Regions from separate parts of the Homo sapiens genome. Here region 2 is linked to region 1. A link is an interaction called in ENCODE POLR2A ChIA-PET data of the cell type or tissue named here. Cell type or tissue: CD4-positive, alpha-beta T cell. All regions are shown on one strand. Each heading gives the region's core, and the rest is flanking DNA. Links, peaks and the distances in the headings are about the cores only.

Region 1 (5,372 bases), core at 251-5,250:
ACCCTCATACTTATTCAGCCCTCAAAGCTTTCAGGTCAGATCTCCTTTCTTTCCTTTTTAAGGCGCTCTTTGATTATCTTGGTTCAGATTAATTTCTTTTTTTCCTATTTTTTCATTATTTTGTTCATAACTCACAAATAGCTGCAGCTTATTCTTCCTTATATTCTAATCATTCATATCTCACTGGTTAGCATTTTATTGCACCCATGTAGAATACTGAAATAGACATGATTGCCTTATTGTGTGTTTTGATTGTTTGCTGTTTGGGTTTGCAGCCTCCTCAACTCCACTGAAATTCTTGGTAGGCTGGGGATTGTGCCTTCTTTGCATTTTAAAGCTGTATATAGAAGATTGTCAGGAAATGATGATACATGGAATAAACAAATGTGAACCATTGGAGGTGAAAGGCGACCTGATAGTACTTTGGGAGTGCAGTTCCCAGTAGGATTTTGGGTGGCCTGGAGCACAGCAGCAGCTGGAGGCTGGGGACCATCCAGTTTTAGGACTCTGGTGACCAAGACCTGAGAGAAAGTGGAAAGGTCAGGAAGGGTCAGACTTGTCTCCCAAGAGTTTGTATTATCATGGGATTCTCTTGAAACTCTGGTTCATGTGGAAAATGTGCTTATCCTAGAAGTTGACTAGGGTTCTTGGGGAATGATGGTGAGGCCAGATGCCTCTGTTTGATCCAGGTTCTCTGCATGGTGAATCACCCCAGAAGGAGGGTGTGAAAGGTGCCTGGCCACAGGGAAGCTTATAGCTTCAGGGAATGAACTCTTAGGAGCAATGGTAAGCAGACCTGTCAGATTGAGGATTTGATTTATTTGTATTATTGGCACTTGTATTGATTTTTCTGGGGAGTTTGGGGATTTGAATGTATTTTGCAAATACAAACATTTTCTTTGTCATGTCACTGATGTGGTTTATAGGCTTATGTTGCATTTTTTCTTTGAATAGTAGAATCTTGCATGAAATTAAAAGCAGTATCCTCCACTTCTGACTTGGTAGGGCTTTAAGCATCATGCTAACTTTTCCCCTCCATCTCCCTTTCATTTCTTAGATCCACCTAGGACTGTGAAATAGGTTGGTAACATCTGTGGGCTAGGACGGTTTCAGCCAGCTAAATTCCCTGTTACACAGTTTAGATTTATGAGGCACATCTAAATTTACTGGAATTCTAGGTAGGAAGTGTGGTTGCAAAGGCAAAACTCTTTGTGATTGTAGCTTGTATGAAAATAGAAGCAGCTTGAATTTTTTTCTCACAAACTTTATCCAAAACATGTCTTTACATCTTTTATTTCTGGTAAATGGATTTTGGGGTGGCATCCCCACTACTGTTGGGATGAAGGGATATAACAAGCTAGAGGGTGATTTCACAGAATCCTGAGCCTTTGAAAAATGCTGTTGCTTTTGAAAAGTAATAAATATAGAAGCCAGGCCACCTTTTTCAGATTTATACCCTCTTCCCATTCTATTCTCAGCTAGTAAATACTATGGCCTCAGTTTGCCTAAAAAGATAATGGCTTAAGTTTATTTAAATGTCAGCAGTAGTTTGGTAATGAATTAAGTCCTTTGATGATGATGATGACGACGATGAAGATGATGATAATGTTGATGATGATGGAGGACACTCAGTAGCAGTGGACTGAGTTGTGGACTAGTTCTTTCTAAGGCTCCCAGGAAGAAAATTGCTAACTCACTTAATATGTGAAGGCCTTAGTGTCAGGTAGAGGAGGAAGCAGCTGTGGAGTGTAAAGAAATCATCTGCCCAAAGGTACACTTTAGAGAAAGACTTTGGATGAAGTTGTGTGTTTTCTTTTTGGAATAGGGTGTATTGCTTCTTTTGAGAAGGCCTTTTACAATAGTACAATAGTTCCTCTGGAACTCATAGCAGGATTCTTTTTCCACCCTCTTCTATATTTACAGCTGCTTTTCCCCTAGGGGAGCATTCATCTGTTTTAAAAAGCAGGGAGAGAAAACAAGTTCTGTCAAACAGTGAGGTTTGGAAATCAGAACTGTACTTACTTGCCTTTCAGGAGGACATATTCTAAAGAGTTGTTTTTTGGGTGGAAGAGAAGGAAGTCATCTCCTCTGCCCCCACTCCACCCAAGGCACACCACACACACACACACACACACACACACACACACACACACACACACACATTTTCACCTCCACCCAGAGGTTCCTTGTGGCAGATGTGAAGGAGTTTAGAACACAGGGTTCCCATTATAACCCCTTTGTTGTACGAGACCAAACGTGGCTTTTCAGCCCTAGAGTAAATCTTTTTCTGGCAGGCCACTTTCTTGGCCTTTATATCCATGTCTAGGGCCCTGGGCTGGCATTGGCCCTGAAGGCCAGGGCCAGCCTTTGGGGATTGCACTTGAGCATGTGGTCAGGGACAGCATCTGAGGGCATTTTGGACAGGAAAGATTTCTGATTATTAGGCTGTTTTCATCACACCTATGCTTCAGGGTCATAGAACTGAGGATTGCCAGGGACTGAGATGAATTTAGTAAGTTGGTTTAACCCCAGTGCCTCTTATTCTCTTTCTGCACAGTTTTTAGTCAGCTAGTGGGTGTGGACATGCATCTTTGTTTTACTATGAGAAGAGGAGGAATTGTGCCTTAGCAGTTGAATAACTGTGCCTTCTATTTAGATTCTGTAGAGGGTTACACTCAAAGCTAATGAGTGCTTTCTTCCACTCTGCACACACTCTTGCTGCCTGGAGTGGGCGGCAGGCTATAGAACCACAATAGAGCAAGTACTGTTGCTGTTGAAGGCATAGACGGAGGTGACAGTAAGGGCAGCTAGGCCCTGAAATTCCAGTGGCTCAGACCCCTGGCTGATGGCTTACCTCCTGAGGTGAGACCAAGAGGAAGGCCTTCAGCTTCCCTGAAATGAGTGCTTCTCACAGTTAAGGTAGTGTGACCAGCCAGGGGTAGGGACTGGCTTCCTGAGGAAGAGGGTGGGAGAGCCTTAATTAAGCCTGCCTGGTTTGGCAGTACCTCAGACTCGCCTCCTCTTTCTGTGTTGGCTGATAATTTCCTTCAGCTCTTAGAACAACTCTTCATTTCCTGGGGGAACCCATTGTTGCCAATATACACTCACAGAGCCTATCTCCGGTACTGCCATGTGTGCTTTCTGCCTCCTTTCCAGAAGAGGCAGGTAGCCAGTCTTTTTTTCTCATGAGCTGTTCCTACCTTGTTGGAGTTCCTGGAGGCTAGTGCTGCTGGACCTCCAGTCTGGCAGAGGCCTGGACGAGAGCTATTCCTTGGGTTCTCAGAACAGACCTAGCCTAGTGGAGAACAGTTCTGGGCCTGGCTCTGTGTCCAGAAGGGCTCAGTCAGTGGTCAGATTCTGATTGGGAGATATATGAGGAAACTTTGTTTGGTGAGAGTTAGGAGAATGGGGTTCTGGTTCAGCCATTCTCTCAAGAAGTCATGATCATTTGATAGGCCTCAGTTTTCCTCTCCTAAAATGGGTAGATTGGATTTTATAAGATGATCCCAAAGTTCCTTAAGGCAGTAATGTGTTAGGATTCCGTGACAAACCCGGGAGTCTGCCCCTGGTCTAGGTGACCAAAGTTAGCAAAGGCTGGGACAGCACAGATTGCAGTTCCCAGGTCTCTTTTGCCTCCCAGCTTTTTGATGTGTTTCTTCTCCTTGGAATGCCCCACCACTCCCTGTACCCACCTCTTTCTGCTCTGTCTGGCTAATACCTTCTAAAGCCAGGTATCAGCTTAGACTGCCGCTTGCCCCATACTTGTGTGGGTGCCTCTCCTTGGTGCTGGCATTACACCCTGTGCTCAGTACTTACCGCACCATATTACCGTCTGTTTCCTTGTTCTTCCTGACCTTACCTGAGCTTCTTGAGGGCAGAGACTGTCTGCTATCACCACTGTATCCCTCATTGCTGGTGCAGCGCCTGGGATGTGGTATATACACAGCAAATGTTGAAGGAATGAATGTCCCCCCCTAACCAGGGTCAGCATACCCCAGTGCGCTCTGGGAACTGTTCTCTGACCCTCTCCACCCTTACCCTGCCTAAGGCTCTCTCTTTCTGAGCTGTGTGTGGGTGCTGGAGAGCCTTGGATAATGCTGAGTTGTTTTTGAAGTGTGTCTCATTGTGGCAAAGCATTGGGTGATGTTGCCATCCCCACCCCCAGGACACTCTTGCAAGAATTGCTTCCACCAGGGATGGGCATTGACTTTGACCTGGTCCTCCTCATCTCCAGCCCTGGAGGAGGGGCAGGCAAGCACGTGCAGATTGCTGTCCTCTGACCAGCTGCCCAGGGCTGGGCCATCTGCTGCTTGTGACAGCGGGTGGGGTGAGAGGGGTGAGTGACCTGTGCAGGGGAGGGAGTGTGGGGCAGCAGCATAGTCACTTCAGTGCACTGACTGCATGACAGAGTCCAGCCCCCCTTCTCCCCACGTTCTATCTTCTTTTCCAGTGCTCAGTTATGCTATGCTTCATCCAGGTCTTGGTTTTGTTCCAGCTGCTGCCCCCCACCACTCTGCTAGGAGAACTCTTGCTGTGTTTTTGTTAACTCTGTGTGTGTGCTTTGCCCTTTTGCCTATGCCTCCAAGAATCTTTATGTTACATAAGACAGCAGCAGCAAAAAACAGAAACAAAAACAAAAAATGTTAGAAATGAAACTTTGGACCCTTGTTATTCTCTGTTCAGATGCAAATGATGAATCTCTTTCCATCAGAGTTTATACCTTTCTGTTTACCACCCCGTTTTCTGTCCCTCCTCCTGGAGAGCCTTTGAATGGCAGGGATGGGCTGAATCACTCACTTGGAAGGACTGTAATTTAGCTTGTGCTTCAAACCTTGCCTCTTTCTGGCCTTGTAAGGACCTAAGAAAGACGCAAAAAGGAAGTAATCTACCCCCATCACTCTTGGTGTGAGTTTGAAGGTTCTGAACTGGGGTGGGGTGGGGAGTGTGTGTGTGTGTGTGTGTGTGTGTGTGTGTGTGTAATTGTGTGTGTGTGGGATTGAAGGATGAGGGTTGTGGACAGTCTTAAAAGCCACCTTTACCAAATGAAGAGGTGACAAAGCAGGGACTGGAAGGGCAGCATACCCTAACCAGGACTTCCCCAAACTTTAACATGCATATGAATCACCTGGGGAACCTTACTAAAATGCAGATTCTGATTCAGTAGATCTGGGATGAAGGCTGAAATTCTTCATTTCTAACAAGCTCCCAGGTGCTGCCAGTGCTGCTGTTAATGGACCATACTTTGAATAGTAAGGCTGTGTCCTTCCTATTCCACCTTTTAATAGTTGATTTAAAAGACTGACCTAGGGAAGGCAAGACAGGGGCTAGTCAGGACTTGCGTAATTTAAACCCAAGGTCCTGGGCTGGCTTCT
Region 2 (5,372 bases), core at 171-5,170, 140 kb after region 1:
TACTTTAAAAATATGTACTGTTTCCTTTTTTGTTGTTTTTTTGTTTGTTTTTTTTTCTTTTGTACTGAGCTCAGCATAGACTAATACTACCTTAATGTTAAAATCTGAATTTCTTTTAGCATTTTGCTTAAAAGCAATATGCTATTTGCTTATTCCGTGCCCTGACATAGATAATTTTTGAATTCTGATAGAATACAAGTGTGGTAAATGCCATGTTTGTACTTTATCTAACATCTTCTCTTTCAGTAGTCTTGTTTTTTTTATATCATGTGATTGTTTGTGTGTCCCCTTTCCTCTTCTTTGCTTAACACAATTATCTTGTGTTAAGGATCTCAAAGATTTCATGAGACAAGCTGGGGAAGTAACGTTTGCGGATGCACACCGACCTAAATTAAATGAAGGGTATGTACTGGAAACTGTGAAAGTCTTTAAAAATATCCGGAAAATTTTACTGTGAACTTAGTTTTGAGGACTTAAAATTTGAATATGTTAGAATGCAGAGATTCTCCAGAGACAATTTTGCTGCTTCCCTCCTCCCCCCCACACCTTTGGCAGTGTCTGGAGACAAGTTTGGTTGTCACAACTGGTTGAGAGAGGATGCTGTTGGCATGTAGTCAGTAGGGGCTAGGCATCCTGCTAAGCATCCCACGGTGCATAGGGAACCCCCTCAACAATGAATTGGCTCAAAGTATAACAGTGCCAAAACTTTGCTCTTTTAATGCTGTGTTATCCAGAAATAAGACTCAATAGTAGCAATAGCAAAAGTGAACATAGAAACGACTTACCTAGACTGCTGTGTGCAATGTGTGAGACTACAGGATGTATATACTTTAAAAGTGGCTGTTTTCCATTTTAGGGTGGTTGAGTTTGCCTCTTATGGTGACTTAAAGAATGCTATTGAAAAACTTTCTGGAAAGGAAATAAATGGGAGAAAAATAAAATTAATTGAAGGCAGCAAAAGGCACAGGTATCTCTAATTTTTTAAAGTCAAAAGTTGTATTTAATGGGTTTGTTGTAGAGTCTTATCTAGGCTGATTTCTTTTCATTTTTCATAGTAGGTCAAGAAGCAGGTCTCGATCCCGGACCAGAAGTTCCTCTAGGTCTCGTAGCCGATCCCGTTCCCGTAGTCGCAAATCTTACAGCCGGTCAAGAAGCAGGAGCAGGAGCCGGAGCCGGAGCAAGTCCCGTTCTGTTAGTAGGTCTCCCGTGCCTGAGAAGAGCCAGAAACGTGGTTCTTCAAGTAGATCTAAGTCTCCAGCATCTGTGGATCGCCAGAGGTCCCGGTCCCGATCAAGGTCCAGATCAGTTGACAGTGGCAATTAAACTGTAAATAACTTGCCCTGGGGGCCTTTTTTTAAAAAACAAAAACCACAAAAATTCCCAAACCATACTTGCTAAAAATTCTGGTAAGTATGTGCTTTTCTGTGGGGGTGGGATTTGGAAGGGGGGTTGGGTTGGGCTGGATATCTTTGTAGATGTGGACCACCAAGGGGTTGTTGAAAACTAATTGTATTAAATGTCTTTTGATAAGCCTTCTGCTCACATTTTTGTGAATGTCTGAAGTATATAGTTTGTGTATATTGACAGAGCTCTTTTATAACTAAAGCAAATTTAATTTTTTTGTACTAGAAAAAAATTTGAACATTTTAGTTCTTGGTTATAAAAATGTTAATTCAGAATTAGTTTAATGCCTTAATTAAACTAATTAATAGCTTTGGACACTTAAAAGAGCTCTAAATTTGCTTGTACATAAAGGCTTAATTTGTTTTCCTTGTTAGGGTCAAGGGTGTCCTCCACTCTTTAACAGCTGCTGGACAGACACATTAGAGCAGCTGTTTGTTATTGATAATAAAATATTATAAAACTACTTTTTGTCTGTTTGTCTGAAGAAGTCCTATGCTGATTATTTCTCATCCTTATACAGTAGATTTAAAACACAGAACACATCCAGAATCCTGGAGTTGGTTACGGTCTCTCTTTAAAAATAATGTTTTTGACGTCTCCAGGCTAGTGAAAAGATACAGAAGTAAGTGAATGCCAAAATCACAATTGTTGAGTTTTGTGTCCGTGGCCCCCCTGTCCCCCAAAGTTCTTTCTCTATCTCCTGAATTTATTGGCATCAGGTTACTTAAGCTTCCAGAGCCAAGAGGAGGATAGTGTGGGAAGCAGTGTTTCTTGCCTACCTTAAAGATTAGGACAGGTTTTTTTGTTTTGTTTTTGAGATGGAGTTTTGCTCTTGTTGCCCGGGCTGGAGTGCAATGGTGCGATCTTGGCTCACTGCAACCTCTGCCTCCCAAGTTCAAGCGATTCTCCTGCCTCAGCCTCCCAGGTAGCAGAGATAACAGGCATGTGCCACCATGCCCAGCTAATTTTTATTTTTAGTAGAGACGGGTTTCACCGTGTTGGCCAGGCTGGTTTTGAACTCCTAACCTCAGGTGATCCATCTGCCTGGCCTCCCAAAGTACTGGAATTACAGGCATGACCCACTGTGCCCGGCCTTGTTTTTGTTTTTTTTTGAGGCAGGATCTTGTTCTGTTTGTCTAGGCTGGAATGTGGTGGTGTGATCACTGCTCACTGCAGCCTTAACCTCCTGGGCTCAAACAATTGTCCCGCCTCTGCCTCCTGAGTAGTTAAGACTATAGGTGTGCACCACTGTGTGTGGCTAATTTTTTATTTTTCTAGAGACAGGGTCTTGCTATGTTGCCCATACTGGTCTTGAACTGGCCTCAAGTGATTCTCCTAACTTGGCCTCCCAAAGTGCTGGGATTATAGGTGTGAACCACTTTATCCAGTTGTGATGCAGTTTTGGTGGTCAGATAACGTGAATGCTTAAGGGGCTTTGACATGCTACTTTTTGTCTTGAGATATGTATGGGATAGTACATGTTTAAGGGAAAACAATAGTGCAAAATGCCTAAGGTCCTATATCCACATTAACCTTAGACTTCTATATGTGATCTTTCAAGCCCTGTCTTAGATGTGTAGAAAATGAGCTTTGTTAATACAGGAGTCTCAAGACACTTAGATATATTCTTAGTTCTGTGGGGGCTAGACTACATAAATACTGGGAACCAGTGAATAACATCTATATAGCATCTGATAGTAATAGCCAGGCACTGTTTTAAGTGCCATTACCTCTGTGTTGACTGAATCTAATACCATCATTTTACTGGTGGGAATTCAGGAATTTTTCAAAGAACAGGGATGGATTGGTGTTAAAATCTAGGAAGTCTGATTCCTAAGACCCCCACACCACACTGTCACTGTTCACGTAAAGATTTTTGCCCCTAGCTTTTCAGGGATTTGGAAGAAGGCAGAATTAGAAGCACTAGAAAAATGTAGCTTTTAGCTTCCCGAAAGCATGCGGATTGGGAAGTGGGAATCTCCATTTGGGAGAATTGAAAGGTTTTTGGTATCCTTAATTTTTAAAAGGCCACTCCCCAGCTGTTTCTAAGACTAGAACAGGCCACGGAAGCTTAAAACTGCTAATTGCAGTAAGAGGCTGAGTTTAGGAGTTGGTATACCTGTTGAATTAGTTGAGAGAACTAGGTTTATTTTAATAAATGGTTAAATCTAGATTTTCTTAGCGTCTCTGAAGGCAGTACTTAGCCTGAAGTTGCTATCAAAAGCAGCTTCTCACCCTTGGGCTTTTAAAACATGCTCCTCAGTGCAGTATGGTAGTATGTTGATGTTCTTCCCCTCTACCCCTAGACAATCAGACAAACTTTTTTTTTTTTTTGAGATGGAGTCTTGCTGTTGCCCAGTTTGGGCGATCTTGGCTCACTGCAGCCTCTGCCTCCTGGGTTCAAGCGATTCTCTTGCCTCAGCCTCCCAGGTAGCTGGGATTACAGGTGCCCATCCCCATGCCCAGCTATTTTTTTTTTTTTTTTGTATTTTTAGTACAGACGGGGTTTTAACCTGTTAGCCAGTCTGGTCTCGAACTCCTGACCTCAAGTGATACACCCACCTCAACCTCTCAAAGTGCTTGGTTTACAGGCGTGAGCCACTCTGCCAGTCTTCTTTTTTTTTCTTGGGATAGAGTCTTGCTTGGTCACCCAGGCTGGAGTGCAGTGGTGGTGTCTTGACTCACTGGAACCTCCACTTCCCAGGCTCAAGTGATCCTAATGTCTTAGCCTCCCAGGAGCTGGAATATCCCACCACCATGTCTGGCTGATTTTTGTATTTTTATTAGAGATGAGGTTTGACCATGTTGGCCAAGCTGGTCTTGAACTCCTGACTCCAAATAATCTATCTGCCTGCCTTGGCCTCCCAAAGTGTTGGGATTACAGGTGTGAGCCACTGTGCCCAGCCAAGAATTAAGCTACTTTTAATCTTAGAGGTGTTAGGGAGTACGATAAATTCCTTCTTTTGAAAAAAATGGCAGGGAGATAACAATTATGTCTCAAAAAGGGACTCTCAAAACCAGGCTTCAGATACCATGAGGAGTGTGGATGTAATCCTAAGGAAAGGTTTAGGACCTGCCTTTGTAGGGCATGGTTTAACCTTTGTTTTCTATGTTTATATTAGTTTCATCTTTATTCCTTGCTTTTTTTTTTTTTTTTTAGACAGGGTCTTGCTCTGTTGCTAGGTTGGATGGAGCGCGGTGGTGCTATCTCGGCTCACTGCAACCTCTGCTTCTGGGGTTCAAGTGATTCTCCTGCCTCAGCCTCCCGAGTAGCTGGGACTACAGGTGTGTGCCACCATGCCTGGCTAATTTTTGTATTTTTAGTAGAGATGGGGTTTCACCATTTTGGCCAGGATGGTCTCAATCACTTGACCTCATGATCTGCCCGACTCGGCCTCCCAAAGTGCTGGGATTACAGGTGTGAACTACTGCATCCGGCCATCTTTATTCCTTTCTAAGAATGGTTTGAGGCCAACCCTGTCTTCCTCAAAAGCTAAACAAATGTGTTCTTACATAACTTGTATGTAACCAAGTCTCCTAGCAGATGATGTTGGTTAGATAATAGAGAAAACAATTTGAACAGGTAGGTATATATGGATATAATAAGTAAAAATGATAGGTGGTAGCCTTGTCAAAAATCTGCGTTTTTAAGAGGATGTTAGTAACCCAAATCTGTGTTTCTCGTTTTGGTGTTGGGAGTACTTGTTAGTCCTGCACATTTGCCAAACTGATACCCGAAAACTATATTGTCTTGGTTTCATTTGTACCTGACCATACAAAATGATAAAAATCCCAAGTAACTAATAAGCATGATTGACTTTTTGTAATTGTTAATATTAGTTGTTAATCATTTACTTGATCCTTATTTACATATGATATGCAAAATGTTTAAATTTTATTAGAGACAATTTGAAATTTGTGAATTCTAGGTATTTGAACATTTTTCTTTGAATTGGGAAACGACTCAT

Evidence for each region. Peaks named below come from ENCODE experiments on the same cell type or tissue, not always from the same donor. Only the 100,000 strongest peaks of a DNase experiment are listed, where the experiment ranks them.
Region 2: POLR2A ChIA-PET joins it to region 1 with 6 read pairs; 12 of 35 experiments call an interaction of 5 or more read pairs at or near these places.

The regions. Positions count from the first base shown.
Region 1 is chr14:69,633,482-69,638,853 of GRCh38, forward strand. The region is part of intron 1 of SUSD6 (sushi domain containing 6); the gene reads left to right. Among named protein-coding and RNA genes, the nearest start is that of SUSD6, 25 kb to the left of the region's middle. RefSeq lists enhancers at 4,192-4,241, 4,277-4,789. In CD4-positive, alpha-beta T cell, for the core only: no CTCF peak of the experiment used is centred there; a DNase peak (open chromatin) is centred at 2,138; H3K4me3 peaks cover 437 bases; H3K27ac peaks cover 3,270 bases.
Region 2 is chr14:69,770,139-69,775,510 of GRCh38, forward strand. SRSF5 (serine and arginine rich splicing factor 5) reads left to right here. Exons shown (of 8, transcript NM_001320214.2): 6 at 329-402; 7 at 857-967; 8 at 1,056-1,867. The coding sequence ends at 1,323. SLC10A1 (solute carrier family 10 member 1) reads right to left here. Exons shown (of 5, transcript NM_003049.4): 5 at 5,278-5,372. Among named protein-coding and RNA genes, the nearest start is that of SRSF5, 5.7 kb to the left of the region's middle. RefSeq lists an enhancer at 377-1,576. In CD4-positive, alpha-beta T cell, for the core only: no CTCF peak of the experiment used is centred there; DNase peaks (open chromatin) are centred at 2,583 and 3,689.